2 separate regions of the Homo sapiens genome follow, and region 1 is linked to region 2. The links are chromatin loops, found by intact Hi-C in ENCODE. Cell type or tissue: chondrocyte. All regions are shown on one strand. Region 1 overlaps CENPVL3 (centromere protein V like 3). Region 2 holds the start of NUDT11 (nudix hydrolase 11).

The links. Peaks named below come from ENCODE experiments on the same cell type or tissue, not always from the same donor. Only the 100,000 strongest peaks of a DNase experiment are listed, where the experiment ranks them.
Region 1: it touches region 2 in a loop (2.9-fold over the local background); 7 of 110 quality-filtered maps call a loop at or near these places.

The regions. Positions count from the first base shown.
Region 1 is chrX:51,610,152-51,618,151 of GRCh38, forward strand. CENPVL3 (centromere protein V like 3) reads right to left here. Exons shown (of 1, transcript NM_001355276.2): 1 at 6,869-8,000. The coding sequence ends at 7,904. Among named protein-coding and RNA genes, the nearest start is that of CENPVL3, 4.8 kb to the right of the region's middle. In chondrocyte, CTCF peaks have their summits at 4,417 (motif pointing right) and 4,624; no DNase peak of the experiment used is centred here.
Region 2 is chrX:51,490,512-51,498,511 of GRCh38, forward strand. It overlaps NUDT11 (nudix hydrolase 11), which reads right to left and starts at 6,081. Exons shown (of 2, transcript NM_018159.4): 1 at 5,440-6,081; 2 at 1-1,238. The coding sequence starts at 5,933. The coding sequence ends at 1,238. RefSeq lists a silencer at 6,152-6,271. In chondrocyte, CTCF peaks have their summits at 4,104 (motif pointing right) and 4,315; a DNase peak (open chromatin) is centred at 6,160.

The DNA of each region.
Region 1 (8,000 bases), 120 kb after region 2:
TAATTAATAGCAAGTGATATTTTTGAATTAAATATACGATTATATAAGTAAAACAGTATAAAGATTCTTGAATTTTGGGAACAAATATCTGATTAAATAGCTATTGCTTCAAGTCTCTTTCACCAACTCACACAGCTTCTGGGAGCAGAAAAACACTTTGATGGAGAGAACGTCTGAGTAATACATTCTTTCTCTAGCTGTGATATCATTACAGATTCAGCCTTGTCAAATTATGTTGAATTTTAAATACAAACTGAGTCCTCATGAACTAGTCACCAGGTATTTTATGCATACTTATTATGGGGTTAACATTAAATTGGGTACCAGAGGTACAAGGGAATGCTAAATCATTCTCTGCCTTCAATGATCATATAGCCTTGTTGGGAAGACAATGCGATTTGACCTTTTACACTGGTAGAACTCAAGACAGTTTGAGCTACAGTGCAGGGAATGGAATCTAGATTCATAAATACCCTTGATCATCACTTACTGGTTTTGTGACTCTGGACATGATCTTGCACTCCTCTGAGCTTATTTGCCTTTGTGTAAGTTAGAGATAATAAAATCCACCTTTCAGGGTTACCAGGAAGATGAGAAATGACTCCTGTACACAGTAGAATCAGAGTATTATTAGTCTGGTACATTATGTGAACATCAAAGATTAGCACAGAGCTATTGGTATAGATTAGGCATTATTACTCATCTATAGTTTTATGGTCAGAAAATGGGAGTGGAAAATAATTAAATACAACCTGATCCATACAAACAGGACAAACAGAAATCCTTAGAGTAGATTAAATATTGATCTAACAATGTGATGGTCTAGCTAGCACCAGGAAACATGCAGTCTAGCAACACAGTAGATTGGTAAGGTGCTAGCCACTAGAGTCAGAAATAATCAGTTTTAGGATGACAGGTGATAGGTGCTCATAGCAGTAGGGGAATTCAAGATATCCTGAGATGAGAGATGACTATGTTTCAACATCCATTTTAATGCATACAGCAACAATATAAGGTAGATACTGTTTTATACCCCATTTACGTATAAAGAAACCTGAGACTCAGAGGCTAATGAACTTGCCTAGAAATACCTAGCCAGTAAAGGAACAGGTTATGATTCAGACCTAGGCACTCTGATTCCAGTACTTAAGACATACCTGGGGCTACTTTTCTAAACGTTTCACATGTACTATCTAATGTAATCCTTACAGTTGCAGAATTTTTATTAAAAAGCACAGTTCTCACTCAGAAAGAAAGAAGGATTTGCATAAAAAAGAATTTCAAGCCCAGAAATACTAAGATTACAGGTGTCAGGAATAGTAACATCCAGCCTACTTCCAGCCTTTCTCTCTCTCTCTCTCTCTCCTTCCCTCCTTTCTTTTCTCCCTACTTCCTTCTCTCTCTCTCCCTCTCCCACCCTCCCTCCTTCTTTCTCTTTCCTCTCCATTCCTCCCTCATTCAAATCCAAGCAATAGAATATTACCAAGGGCTCCTTTAACATTCTTTTGCCATGAAGTCAAAGAACTGCTCCTGCAGAGAAAAGGGTTAATTGAGACCACAGAGAAGAACAGTTCACCAAGCATACTAGAGTTTCTGCCCTGGTAAAACATACCCAAAGATGATGGTGACTGATTGGAGCCAGGGATTCCTGGAAACTAAGAACTTTACATTTAGGGCAAGGGACTTGAGATTTAAAGGAAAGGTAATGTTAGGGAAACTGGGTTGTAATTTTAGTCCTGGGAGTCAGTTGGAGGGGGAGCGTAGAAGGTAGGGTCATCTTTGTGATGGACTGGTTCGGTTTTGTCTCAGGGTTACATGAATCTGTGGAGAGAAGCCAGCAGTCTGCTGTAGGCAGCTCATACCAACTCACTAGAGCTGATGATTAAAAATTAAATTATATGAACTTACAATAAAATAAATTATATTAACAACAAAGAGGCCAGGCGCGGTGGCTCACAGCTGTAATCCCAGCACTTTGGGAGGCTCAGGAGGGCGGATCACGAGGTCAGGAGATCGAGACCATCCCGGCTAACACAGTGAAACCCCGTCTCTACTAAAAATACAAAAAAATTAGCTGGCCGTGGTGGCAGGCGCCTGTAGTCCCAGCTACTCAGGAGGCTGAGACAGGAGAATGGCATGAACCCAGGAGGCGGAGCTTGCAGTGAGCCGAGATCCTGCCACTGCACTCCAGCCTAGGCGACAGAGCGAGACTCCGTCTCAAAAAAAAAGAAAAAAACAAACAAAGATAAAATACTCAAAATGAATGGGGCTCCTATTTCTCTTATTACGTTTTACTATTCTCTGTGTTCTTGAAGGGATTTGTGTTTTTCATCTGTACCGTGGAAGTGTTGTGGAATAGTATGCCGCTGCTCATCTGGTCTCAGGTGTGTATTCAGTGACTTCACATTGGTAGCTTGAAGTAAACCATGGTGGGGGAATTTACAGCACCCAGAAATCAGGCCTTCATTTGTTGTTATGTTGATAGACTAGAATTAATGAAATGATGTAGAAAATGTTAATAATGCTGATTAAACTTTAATGCGTTTTGTGTCTGTAGCCACTACATTGTGAATAGAATAGCATAGAAAATTGAGGAGCTATTATTTTTGTATTTAAAGACTATTGTTCAGTTTGCCAAAGAAGTCACTAGAGTCATTGATGAATAAGTGAAGTTCTTGATGAATAAATGAAGTTCTGATATGGTTCTTTGTTATATGACTCTTACTTGTTAACATAAACAAGTTAAAACCCCAAATTTATGCTAGAACTACACTTGGAGAGATGCTTGCTAGGTATTTACCAGTATATATCTGGCCAATACCTTCAACTCCTGCCGCATCCCATGCACACCAAATGACCTGGTCTCCCAGCACTGACTAGTGGTTCCAGAGCAGTGGGCATTGCAAGTGACATCAGAAGGGATGGTTAGAGAAAATGGGATATAAGGCCTTGAAGGGAACAGGAAAGGGCAAACTGAGGAGGGGATGAAGGGGTGGAGGAGCTAGCCCATTTCTACGAGTACATATGTGTGAGAATATATAGCTAATGTTTACTTAGAATGTGTTTCTTTACAAACTTCAATGCATATTCCATGCATATTCAAGGATATATATTTGTACATGCATGTACGTAAATAGGCATTCAAGCACATAACTACAATAGAGTTAATCAATTTTATTTATTCATTTTTAAACAGGTTAATGCATGGACATATTAATGTGTATGTGCAATGAATGCTTCAAAATTTTCAAAAACACTGGCTAATTGTTTCCCCCACTTCTTTTTACTCAAACCGTAAATACATTTTTTCAGAATTTCCCACCATTGGCAGGAAATAGCTATATTTTAAGTTATGTGCTTTCTAAATAAGTATAATTCTGGAAGTTGTAAAACCCCAATAGAAGCTCTACTTCAGTAACTGGTGCACAGTGAGTATTCTTAGCTTATGCATACACAGATATTTATTGGATAATGATATGTCAAATGATGTACGGGGCACTTGGGATTCACAAAGAATTGGGCAGTGTCCTTGCCTTCAAATATCTCACAGAAAACAGAAATTAAACAAATGTAATTTATGATCTGGTACTGGGACCAGGATAGAAGTCTGATCTTCATGTATGTCACACTCTCTCCAGCTTCTAAGACCTCATATATATTATTCCACTCTCTGGAAAATTCTAGTTCTGCTTTTCACCTAACTCCTATTTATTTGCTATATCTCAGATAGCGTGTCTCTTCTTTTGAAAGGCTATATCTTGCCTCCATCTTGATATATACTGTCAGAACATCTTGAATTCCCCTACTGCTATGAGCACCTATCACTGTTTGTTGTAGTTTCTTGTTTTGTTGTCTTCCTCAACAGACCATGAGCTCCACAAGGACTGAGATCAAGGATGCCTTACTCATTTCTATATCCAGGAGCCTACTTCAGTACCTGCCATACCAGTGTGAGGAAAGACACTATGACAGCTGGAGGGCTCAGTTCATAGGATGGGGATAAAAAACAGTTAGAAAAAAATGAATCCATGCCAATTTCCTATTCATATATCACAGTCAAAGTTGCATGATCGGACATGACTAGATGCTGGAAATTCACTGATGTAGGTTGTATTCTTAATATTCAAATAGTCGAGGATTTTATTTAGCAAGGAAATAAAATTTGGGAGCAATGATTTTATGAAAGATGTCCTATTTCACGGAAAGGACACAGAAAAAAACAGTGCCTCTTTCTCTTCTTGATTCTATTCTTCCTGGTTGTAATTCCTAGAATGCTTATTATAGAGGAAAGCATCCTAACTACTGGGCTTCTTTCCCAGAGATTCTGAGGAAGCAAGCGTCATCCCATTCCCTATGAATTTCTCAAGTGTTAAAGTAAAATCATCCAACAATGTGCCATCACTTATAACGTCCACTGGAGGGCGATATACTACTGCTGGTACCACCTTCTATAGCATAGCCCGCGAGGACTAACTTTAGTTTCCTAACAATGTAATTATAAGTCCTCATAGTGCAGAACACCTAATAAATAAAAGAAGCCTTTTCAGTAGATGTGAAGATACAGATGAGAAGATGGAAATGGCACCAGCCCTGCGCCCACCTCCCATTTCCTTACCTATGACCCCAGGGTAGACCAGGTTCCCAGGGGTCCTGTAATACTTCCCCTCCATGCTGACTTGTGACTAACACAGAACACAGAGCTAATGGTTTCACCTAGAACATGGCCGGTCTCTTTAGGTTCCTGGGTATCTCATCCTGGAGAGAGGACAAGATTAGGAGATGAGTGTTATTATCATAACAATTTTAGAGATGAGGACACTAAAACTGAGGTCCAAATAAGTTTATTAACTGGCCCAAGAATAAACTTATTAACTGGCCTCTTTTCTGTGCTCCCACAGCACCCCACTTTTTCCTAGTCACACTGTATTTGGAGGCTTTCTCATTCGCTAAATGGAAGTGATAAGGACCTAGAGACTGTGTTTTTTGTTCACTGTTCTATCTTAGCATGGAAAACAGTGCTGGGCAGCCAGGAGGCATAAAGTGGAGGAAGGCTAGGCAGAGAATAGGGTATGAGGTGGGAGAGGATGAGGTTCCATCTATGGTGATTCCCCTGTCACAGCTTGGATGAATGTGGATGGGGAAGAAACAGTGGATGTTGTCTGATAAATCCATTAAGAGGAGAAAGATCATGCAGCACCCTACGGATTTACTTCCTATTACTCCTTCTACCCTGTCACTGGATTGATGTAACTCTCACTTTAAGTGTCCAAAAACATCGCACCTGAGAGGGTATCCATGAAAGTATCTAAATCTTAGGATAGAGTGCAATCATGACCCTTGGTTCTATTTATCAGTGTCGTCACCTAATAAGAGCAACCATCATAGCAAATTCTTGAGTGCCTGCTGGGCGTTAGCCACTGTACCAGCAGATTATACACACGCCCTCATTTCATCCTCACAATGAAGATGAGGGTGGGCTTTTATAGATTTTTTTCTTTTTTGAGACAGAGTCCTGCTCTCTCACCCAGGCTGGAGTGCAATGGCGCAATCTCGGCTCACTGCAACCTCCGCCTCCCGGGTTCAAGCAATTCTCCTGCCTCAGCCTCCTGAGTAGCTGGGATTACAGGCGTCCGCCACCACACCTGGCTAATTTTTTGTATTTTGACAGATTTTACAAAGCTGGACAGTAGTGCATAGAAGAGTTGGGTTTTCAGCCCTTGCTCTTTCCTTGAAGTAAGAGATGCCTGAAGCATGGCACAGTGGCCACTGTCAGGGTCCATGATCACTAATGGCTCACAAACATTCATTCACAATTTTGAAGTGTAAGATATACTTCTGTGCAATAGAAAAAAAGACAGCTAACACATAAAGTAACATTAACTTTAAAGCCTCCTTTGGAAATAAAGGGGAAAACACTGACTTCCTGGAACCTGTGGTAAAATCCCCCAAAGACTCCCTTAAACACCTCTTGCTTTCCCCTATATTCCTTGCTGGATATAAGCTGCTCGTTGCTTCTCTTTCTCTCCAGTTCTTACTCAGTCATCCCCTTCCCCAACAGCTTGTTCTTTCTCAGGTTTTAGCCCCCCTCCCATTCCTTCTCACCAGCACAACAGTCCTCTGCTTGCATTCTCACACACAGAAACCAGCCTAGCATGCTTAAACTGTATGCCAAGTTAAAAGGGTGCTTGGCACTCTTGAACATGAGTCTTTAACCAAACTGATGAATGATTTGCACATGGCTTAGAGAAGCAAAAATTATCAGAACACGCTTTAAAAGTCATTCTCAGAAAAAGAGAGAAATTATATATACACATTTCTTTGGACAGAAACACTGACATGGCAGAAGCATGACATCTTGAGTCATTTTTTTCCATCCCTCTGGATCTATTCTATGCAATGGAGTGTAATATAGGTGTAACTCAGTGCAATTTGGTATTTTCTGACCACCAATATGACTGAACCACCTAAGGCATATATGCATGTTCATGTTCTCCCTTCCTCTCTCCCTCCCTACCTCAACTCAATCCCTAGGTGGAGAAGGACTGGGGCAAGCTATTCCAAAGAACAAAGGAGGAATCTTGGGGAGTAGAGCAACATGTTGGAGAAACCAGGTCACAAAAACCTTCCCTTTAGGTAGGGGTAGGGGAAGATGGAAAAGAAGAGGTATGAATTGAAAGGTGGTAGCATCTCTTATGTGAGGCATAGCCATGTCATCTCTCATATACATGGAAACACAAACTTACTTAATTGATCTCTTTTCCCTTCGTTGAAAAGGTAAGTCAAGTTAAACAATTCAACATCCAATGAAACATGTACAGAGGAGAGACAGACAGCAAGTAAAAGACATATGGAAAGAGTATCCAGGCCCTTTTACCGAAGTAGTAGAACAATGCAGACATTTATTAGAAGTTTGCTCCTTTGAAATATTATTATTACACTGAAAGTTGGAAAAAAGCTAAACATCCATCAGAGGAGGTTGATTACATAAATTATGAAAGATCCATATTTTTTAATTCTATGAAGCCATAAAATGATAATACTGATATGTATCATTGAACCCACCACTGATTGTTTGATAAAAATTTCAGATACCAAGAATTACATATAAATTAGAGTTGGTTTTGTAATATACAGCATAGAAATACATACTTTTCTATTATTAAATATTTACTGATTTCTGAATACTTACACATGTATAAGATAGGTATTTAGAAAGATTAAAGAGGGCATACAGCACACAGACGTTTCTCATTCCTATCTCCCATCTCCTTTCCCAGAGACAGTTTCTAAAACAAAACTGAGGAAAATACTAACATCATTCGTCTAATAAGAGCAATGAGGTATGTAATACTAATGAATCTTAAAACATATCATATAAAAAACACTAGATAACTGGACTAAGTAGTGCAAACGTGAATGTCTATCTAAAACACACACGTCGCACACACACGATAATGAATGGAAGACGTCCTAGCACATGTTTACAAACTGTTTGTGTGTTGCCGTCCTACACACCAGACGCAAAGCGCTGAAAACAACAAGCCTGTTCACAATAGCACCAGGAACGTACAGTACACAGGAATCATCTGCAGGTGATTTGTGACAACTGTAGGCAGAACAGTAAAAGCGAGAGATACAATGGATGGTTTGAAAAATCAGAGACACTCTTCTTCCTTATCGAATTGCAAGATTAACGTTGTACTACGCAGACAAAGGTGTGTTCAAGATTTGGATCGTAAGCGAGTTCACTGAAAACTAGCGGAGGGGAAGGGCAAATACTGGAAGGGAATCCCCGGTGTGACCAGGCCAGAAACACCTCTTTTACAGCATGGGATCTGTGCAGGTACTCGGACGCTCCCCGCAGGGCCGCCCGGGCCGGTTTCAGGCGGGCTTGCGGCCCCAATCACTGCTCCTGTTCGCGGGGACAGGCAGGGGCTGACTGGGAGGACGTCTTGTGGATGGCCTTGTGCTCCTCGGCGGCCTCCTCCCCCGGGTCGCCA
Region 2 (8,000 bases):
CCATGGCAAACTCCGTAAGATTTCTTCTAAACATCTTTGTTATTTTCTTAAAATTGTTCTGGAGGCAGCTGATGCAAGTCCTCTTTTTTAAAAAAACCTTCACTTTGTGTTCCCCTCTAATAGCAGCCTCTTTCCTAAATGCCTTTTCTAAATGACAACAATTTTGCCCTCTCTCAGCCCTCTGCATTCTCATATGCAGAAACCAGGTAGGATGAGGAGCTAGCTGTGTGTACTGGAAAAGGGATGAAAACTACAGCCAAATGGATCAGTGAGAGAGGCAAAAGAAATCTAGACAAACTAAATGGCATAATTAAGTTTGGAAACTGCCTATGATATAGCCTGTTGGCTCTGGCATCAAATAATACAGTATGTTAAATCTGTAAAATGAGGAAACAGTGTTTCCTCAAAGAGATGTTAAGATGACATGTAAGAAGTGGTTAGGGCAGGCATTGCAAAAAAATGTCTTATATATCATTTTAAAATTTATTTTTATAAAAACTCACAACATTATTTTGCGTCCACTGTATTTATTTTTACAATTACCTTTATAGCAAGTGATAGTTTTTGAATAAAATTTAAGCAAATCATCAACAGTACAAAAACACTAGAGTTGTTACACGAAGGACTGATTCTACAAAACATTACCCTAGGTGATGGCATAATCTTAAAACTGTGCAGCTACTGTGTGGTATGACATAGAAATAGGAGTAATAATTCTTGTCCTCAAACATCTTACAACTGTCTTGAAATATTTCTGAAACACCTGATACACAAAAGCCACACACATGGTGCCTAGATAGCATATACTCTACTAGCACCAGATTGGAAGGGGAATGTTTTGCCACACGGTGATTACAAAATATTAATTGAATCAAAGAACCTTCAGTGATGCCAACCATATTTCAAGTAGTGTCTCAGATGCAGAATATGCAAAGAGTAAGGAAAAATAGTCTTTGCTCTCAAAGACATCATAGTCTAATGAAGGCAGACACATCAAAAAAGCACAACAAAAGGCTATAGGTGCTGAATTAAGAGTCTATTCACGTATAAGAGTACAACAACCAGAGCAAGAGTCAGTGGTATAGACAGGGAAGGAGTGTCCCAAGATGCAGGAAGAAACCAGATGAGCTGTCTTCTTGGGAACACAGAAGTGCTCACCTGTACTTGACAATTCCACTGATCACTGGGTTCACATCAATGTTTCTTTCAGCACAATACTGAACATCTTTGCTGTTCATCTGGAAAAACAAACCAACACACAATTAGCAGGCTTATGTTAATAATTCCTCCAACTGACAAATGTACCAAGAGCTTATTATGTACATCAATCACTTTGCATCAAGCACTTCACTTCCACAGAATTATCTAATGCAGATGCAATCAATGAGTCTGGATCAGCAACTGAGGGGTTATAAGCCAATGTATACCATGATGTAAAAAAGTCAGGAAAGCAGCGATATCAGAAGTTTTGTAAAAGAGGAGTGACCATTTAAGACATAAAATATCCTAAATTCCATGTTACAGACTCTAGACTCATGGAAATAATTCAGGCTGATTCCCACCCACGAAAGAGTTTTCAGTCCAGTGACCACATGGCCAAGAAAACAGATTAAGTACAATAAACTCTGCGAACCATGACACAGAAGAGGGTTTCTTAACCCAGGTGGTCAGGAAAGGCTTCTCATTGGAGATGTTTGTAAAGTGTCTATTTTTACTATCTCCAACAACAGATTTTTTTTTTAAACTGAGCGTCAGATAGTTAGATAACTTGGCTTAAGTTTCAGTGAGGAAGAACTGGAACTAGATCTGTCTGACTTCAAACCCCCAATGTAGTTTCTATCACATCATGCGCTCACTCTTTTTTTTTTTTTTTGAGACGTAGTCTCACTCTGTCGCCCAGGCTGGAGTGATCTTGGCTCACTGCAACCTCTGCCTCCTGGTTTCACGAGATTGTCCTGCTTCAACCTCCCAAATAGAAGGTATTACAGGCACGTGCCACCATGCCTGGCTGATTTTTGTAGTTTTACTTCATTAATAATTAGAAGTAGAGTTGGGGTTTCGCCATATTGGCCAGGCTGGTCTCCAACTCCTGACCTCAAGTGATCTGCCCACCTCGACCTCCCAAAGTACTGGGATTACAGGTGTGAGCCACCATGCCCAGCCCATGCTCTCTTATTCTTATAAAAGTGTTATGTTTTAGCACAGTCAGCATAGTAACTTCCACTTCTTATAGTGCTGTTTGCCCAAACATATTTAAAATCTGCTAAATACCATTAGTATTAATAGCTATCTTATCAAGAGACCACTACCAGGAAAATATTGTTTAAAGTCTTTCAGAGAGTACCTGGTGGCTCCCCCACAAGGGAATTCTAGAGGTGAAAGCTCTGCCAGGCAAATACACATTTTCTAACTGTAAACAAATTGGCATTCTTATACTAACCTTCTGAAATGAAATCACAGAAAGAATTTAAAACCTTTACATCAATTGTTGCAAATGAATCTATGCAAATAAAGCAACAAAATTATTTTCGAGTTTCTTCCCTTTAGTTTGTTTCTTTAAAGTGTAGTCAACAGATTTTGTATCTAAACACACACATACTTCTTGAGAAAAACTGTATATATTATAGACACAGCACCAATTGTTTCCAGTATATGCATCTATATTAATGTTTCCTCTTTATATATTCACAAGAATAAAACACTTGACCAGCTGAAAATGTAAGCTATTTATAAAACATGCAGAAAATAAATCTGATTCATGTCTGCAAACCTCAATTGTCTGTGTACTCTTTTTCCTTTCTTTATCAAGACAGGGCTGTAAAATTTAGGTGTACATTTTTCTGCTATCACAAAAGAAATAATGTACAAGTGAACTCTACTACTCTTAGAAGGAAAAAAATCTCAACTATACATCAAATTTTGGAGCACTGAAGTGGCAGAAATTTTCTATATACTACCTCTGTTCTAAAGAAATGTGGTGCCACTGTTCCGAAAACAAATCTTATAACACATTTAAGTATAGGTAAACAAAGTACAAATCTCAGTTTTTCAAAACATTTTCTGTACTAATGCTTTTAACTTGAAACTCTTGACTTAGTTTTGAAGAGAAAAAAAGAATCTCCTTGGCGCTCTTAACTATTCTGATGAGACTAAGTTCCAGAGAATATTTTACAAAAACTACTTAATTTAACAGTACGCCTTGAAAAGTAACACTACATATTCTAAGTGTTTCTGGAAAAAAAAAAAGAAAAGGAAAAACCACGACATATTTATAAGCTAACAATTCTTAAGAGAGGGTTACTATGAATGCTGTACATTAATTTTTACTTTGTCAGATACATAACTTAAGAACCAAATAAGATGATGCATAATTACTTCTAATGATAGAAAGTACGAGTTAAGTCTCCAAAGTAATCGTGACAGTGTTTCATGTGGAACACATTTCATCTACAAAAATATCCATAAAATACAATCTAGTATACCTCCTAGGTCAATATTAATGTAGAAACAAGAACCTTCTGTAATAATTAGGTTATTGAGGAAAATCTTAAGATCCATTTTAGACTGAATAATTAAGTCAAATTGTTTGGAATTTAAAATATGTGCTTCATGATGATGAAATAATCTGTACAACAAATAACCATGACATAAGTTTACCTGCGGAACAAATCTGCACTTGTACCCCTGGAATTAAAAGTTACAAAATATTTTTTAAAATATGTGGTTCAAATATATATATTCAACATGTATCACTTTGTTAAGAGAAAAATAGAAAAATACTCCGTATTTGATCAGACCATGTAATTCAGATAATAAAACTGTTGTAAGTTTTAAAAAGCCACAATTTCTAGTTTACTCTTTCCTTTGATAGCATTAGTGCAGAAAATATTTTGAGAAACAGATTTGTACTTTGTTTACCTATACTTAAATGTGTTGTTGTAATATTTCTTTTCAAAACAGTGGCACCATATTTCTTTAGAAAGTGCAACGGCACTCACTGTTTAGCAGCATAAAAAATATTATTTGTGAAATTACAATGTACTCCAAATAGAGAAAAATATTTCAGTGTTTTGAAGGGTAAAATACAAAAAGCACACAAGGGGGCAGCAAAAAAAAAAAACAGCAGAGACGGTTTCAAAAGGAACTTTTCTATGGTATTAAAAGACAGGAGAGCAAAATAATGAGTAGGAGGTTTTTGGATTACAGGCAACGTTAAGTTCTTGATGTAGATGCTGGTCACCTGCACCTAGAATAGGGTGTCCTGTGAGACAAAACAATTATTCTCTATCGTTAAGAGAGATTGTTCAGGAATCCTAATAGTTTGACAATTCTGTACCAGCTGAACATCACTAGAGCTAACTCAGTTGGGATGTAATCACCATAAAAGATTCCATTCCTGTGGTTACTGGGAGTCAGGGAGGTTTAAGCGGAATGTCACTACATTCAAATATGGGAGGGAGACCACTTTCAAAAACGAACTTAAATCCAGAGAACCATGGTTCTTCTATGGTATCCAGTAAGGGGCAATGGGAGTTGGAAGTTGAGTATGGGAAATCAAATTCTGTGAATACGGTTTTTCTGATAAGATGTGTTTGGCTAGCAGATCCTCCGCAGCATCTATTCAATAAGGTTAATCTACATGGGAAATAGCCATTTGAAGTCAGCAGTGAAAAATTACCACTTGTGAAAATTTTTTGAAAACCAAATGATCTACATATAGAAACAGAAAAAGAAATTTCTGAAAGGGGCAAATGAGATCCCATTTCAGAAGCTAAAGTGACTGTAGAGTGCAGAAAGAGCACAACATGTAGGATTTCCCAATTTTTAAAAAAATTCAAAACTGATCTTTTAAACCAACTCCCACCACAGAAGGCCTCCCTGACAACAAGGGCGAACGCTGTGAAGGAGAAAACTAAAGGGGAAAAAGAATACTAAAAGATGCCACACAACCAAGCTGGTCAGACTTTAAAGGCCTCCACTACCAAACAAACCACAAGGCTGGTATCAAAAATGCGCACGCACGCTCACCCACGAATATGTGTGAAATATAAAAGAACCAAAAACATCACAGGGCGCACAGGCAGACACACACTCCACACACAATCCCCACCCACCCCTCGCCCCCCACACACACCTCCCAAAAGCAGGGTGAACAGTTAAGGCACCTAAAACCCCAAGCCGCATAGGCTTCCCCGAAACATTTTACAGTGTAACCAAGAAGCGATTTTGAAAGCATCTGAAAAACGTGCAAACTGTCTTGAAAACAGGGCCTGGCAACTGAGACAGTTTGCAAGCGTGATTCAGAGGGTCTGCCAAGGAAACAAAAGAAGCCTCCCTCCTCCCCGTGAGACCGCACATGGCACGAGAGGTGCTCCAGGCGGGACGCATTTTAAGCGAGGCAGACAAATAGAAGTCTGCGCGAGCGCAAGCGGTACATACTAGGGATCGCTATCTGGCGAGGATGGGGCCATGGAGTTTCCATTGGTTGGGGAACCGCCCAGCTTTAGTTTCTCCAGATATTCGGCGTGCACGGGCTTGTGGCACTGGAGAACCTTGATGGCATCTTCGACTTTGAACCACTCTCGCTTCCTCCCAATGCTAACCGAATCTTCCCAATCCTCCAGCAGCTCCGTGACAGTCAGTACATACACGTACGTTCTGTGCTTGCGATCCTGGTTCTGTTCGAAGACGCCCAGGAGCCGGCCTAACTTCCCCTTGACTCCCGCTTCTTCGTACACCTCTCGGACCGCCGCACCGCCCGGCTCCTCCTCGGGCTCCATGCCCCCGCCCGGCACGATCCAGCGGTCCGGGTACCGGCTGCTACTCACTAACAGGACCTCGTCCTCGCGTTCGCTCCGGAAGCACAGGCACGCCGCCCGCTTCTTGAACCCCTCGGGGTCGTAGGTCCGCGTCTGGTTGGGTTTGCACTTCATCCTCGAGGCAGCCTCCTCGAGGCAGCCTCCTCTCGCCTCTCGCTGCTGTGTGGGCCGCCGCTGCCGCTGCCGCCGCCGGGGAACAGCCGAGGTGCTGGGAAGAGAAAGGGCCGAGGCGAGGGGCGGGGAAAGAGAGGCGCCTCCGTCTGCCCGCGAGCCCGGGGAGCGGAGGGAGAGATGAAGCTGGGCGGGGCGCAGGCGGAGGCGGGGGCAGCGAGGCGCGTCAGCCAGTCGGCCAGTCCGATGGGCGGCCGGCCGAACCCGGGCCCGCCGGAGTGGAGGAGGTGCCGCCGCCCGCGAGCCCGCGACTGTCCACAGACCCCACTCGCTTGTCGGGGGCGCGTCTCCCTCCCTCCGCCGCCGGGTAGGGTTTGAGCGAGGTGAGGCGCATTAACGGACGCGTCCGCGCTCCCGTTCACGTGCGCGTTCGCGGCGGAGGGCGAGGGGCGGGGGCGGGGGTCTCCTGGCTCCCGCAGCGCGCGACGCCTCGGGCCCACTGCGCAGGCGCCCCGCACCCCTGGGGGCCGAGAACGTCGTTCGCGCACTGTGAAATACACCGCATTGTGACTTTGGCCGACTGCCTCCACGTGTGCCTTTGACCCAAACGCGACTGTAGCGCGGCAGGACGTTTCTCCTCTCCCTCCCCACCGCGCTGCACGAAACCCACACGCAGCCGTTTTACACACGACAGAGGCAAGGGCATCGTCGTCATCATCCTCCCCCACGATGAACCATTCTGGCTTACTCATGGGACCTGGGCCCCGGTGTTGTCAAAACGACCCACGGGATTCTTGGCAGAATAGCCGCGCATCCTTGCTGAGTCACATGATGCAGTTTTATTTCTTCAACAGGTTCCCACCTTGCCGAGCATCCTGGCGCAGCTAGTAATTTAACGCTTTTCTTAAACCCCTGTTCACAACCTGCCTGACCCCTTTGTGTCTCAGTTTCCTCATGGGTACACTTCTCGCCTCCTTGTTGCAGCCATTTGCACTTCGATGCAGTACACCTTAAAGACCAGAGCACCACCCATCTAGTATTCCTGCGTTAAAGCCCAAGACATTCTCTCATTCTCCACACACTCCACCCTTGTCTTTCTCTTTGATAAGCACCACTTGGGGGTTGGGAAACCATTCACGTGGAGATCCCCTCCTATTCCACACTTTGATTTTTATTTATTTTTATTTATTTTATTTTTTATTTTTTTATGGCAAGAAACATTTATTATTATTATTATACTTTAAGTTTTAGGGTACATGTGCACAATGTGCAGGTTAGTTACATATGTATACATGTGCCATGCTGGTGCGCTGCACCCACTAACTCGTCATCTAGCATTAGGTATATCTCCCAATGCTATCCCTCATTAAAGACTCAAACGTTAGACCTAAAACCATAAAAACCCTAGAAGAAAACCTAGGCATTACCATTCAGGACATAGGCATGGGCAAGGACTTCATGTCTAAAACACCAAAAGCAATGGCAACAAAAGCCAAAATTGACAAATGGAATCTAATTCAACTAAAGAGCTTCTGCACAGCAAAAGAAACTACCATCAGAGTGAACAGGCAACCTACAAAATGGGAGAAAATTTTTGCAACCTACTCATCTGACAAAGGGCTAATATCCAGAATCTACAATGAACTCAAACAAACTTACAAGAAAAAAACAAACAACCCCATCAAAAAGTGGGCGAAGGACATGAACAGACACTTCTCAAAAGAAGACATTTATGCAGCCAAAAAACACATGAAAACGTGCTCACCATCACTGGCCATCAGAGAAATGCAAATCAAAACCACAATGAGGTACCATCTCACACCAGTTAGAATGGCAATCATTAAAAAGTCAGGAAACAACAGGTGCTGGAGAGGATGTGGAGAAATAGGAACACTTTTACACTGTTGGTGGGACTGGAAACTAGTTCAACCATTGTGGAAGTCAGTGTGGCGATTCCTCAGGGATCTAGAACTAGAAATACCATTTGACCCAGCCATCCCATTACTGGGTATATACCCAAAGGGCTATAAATCATGCTGCTATAAAGACACATGCACACGTATGTTTATT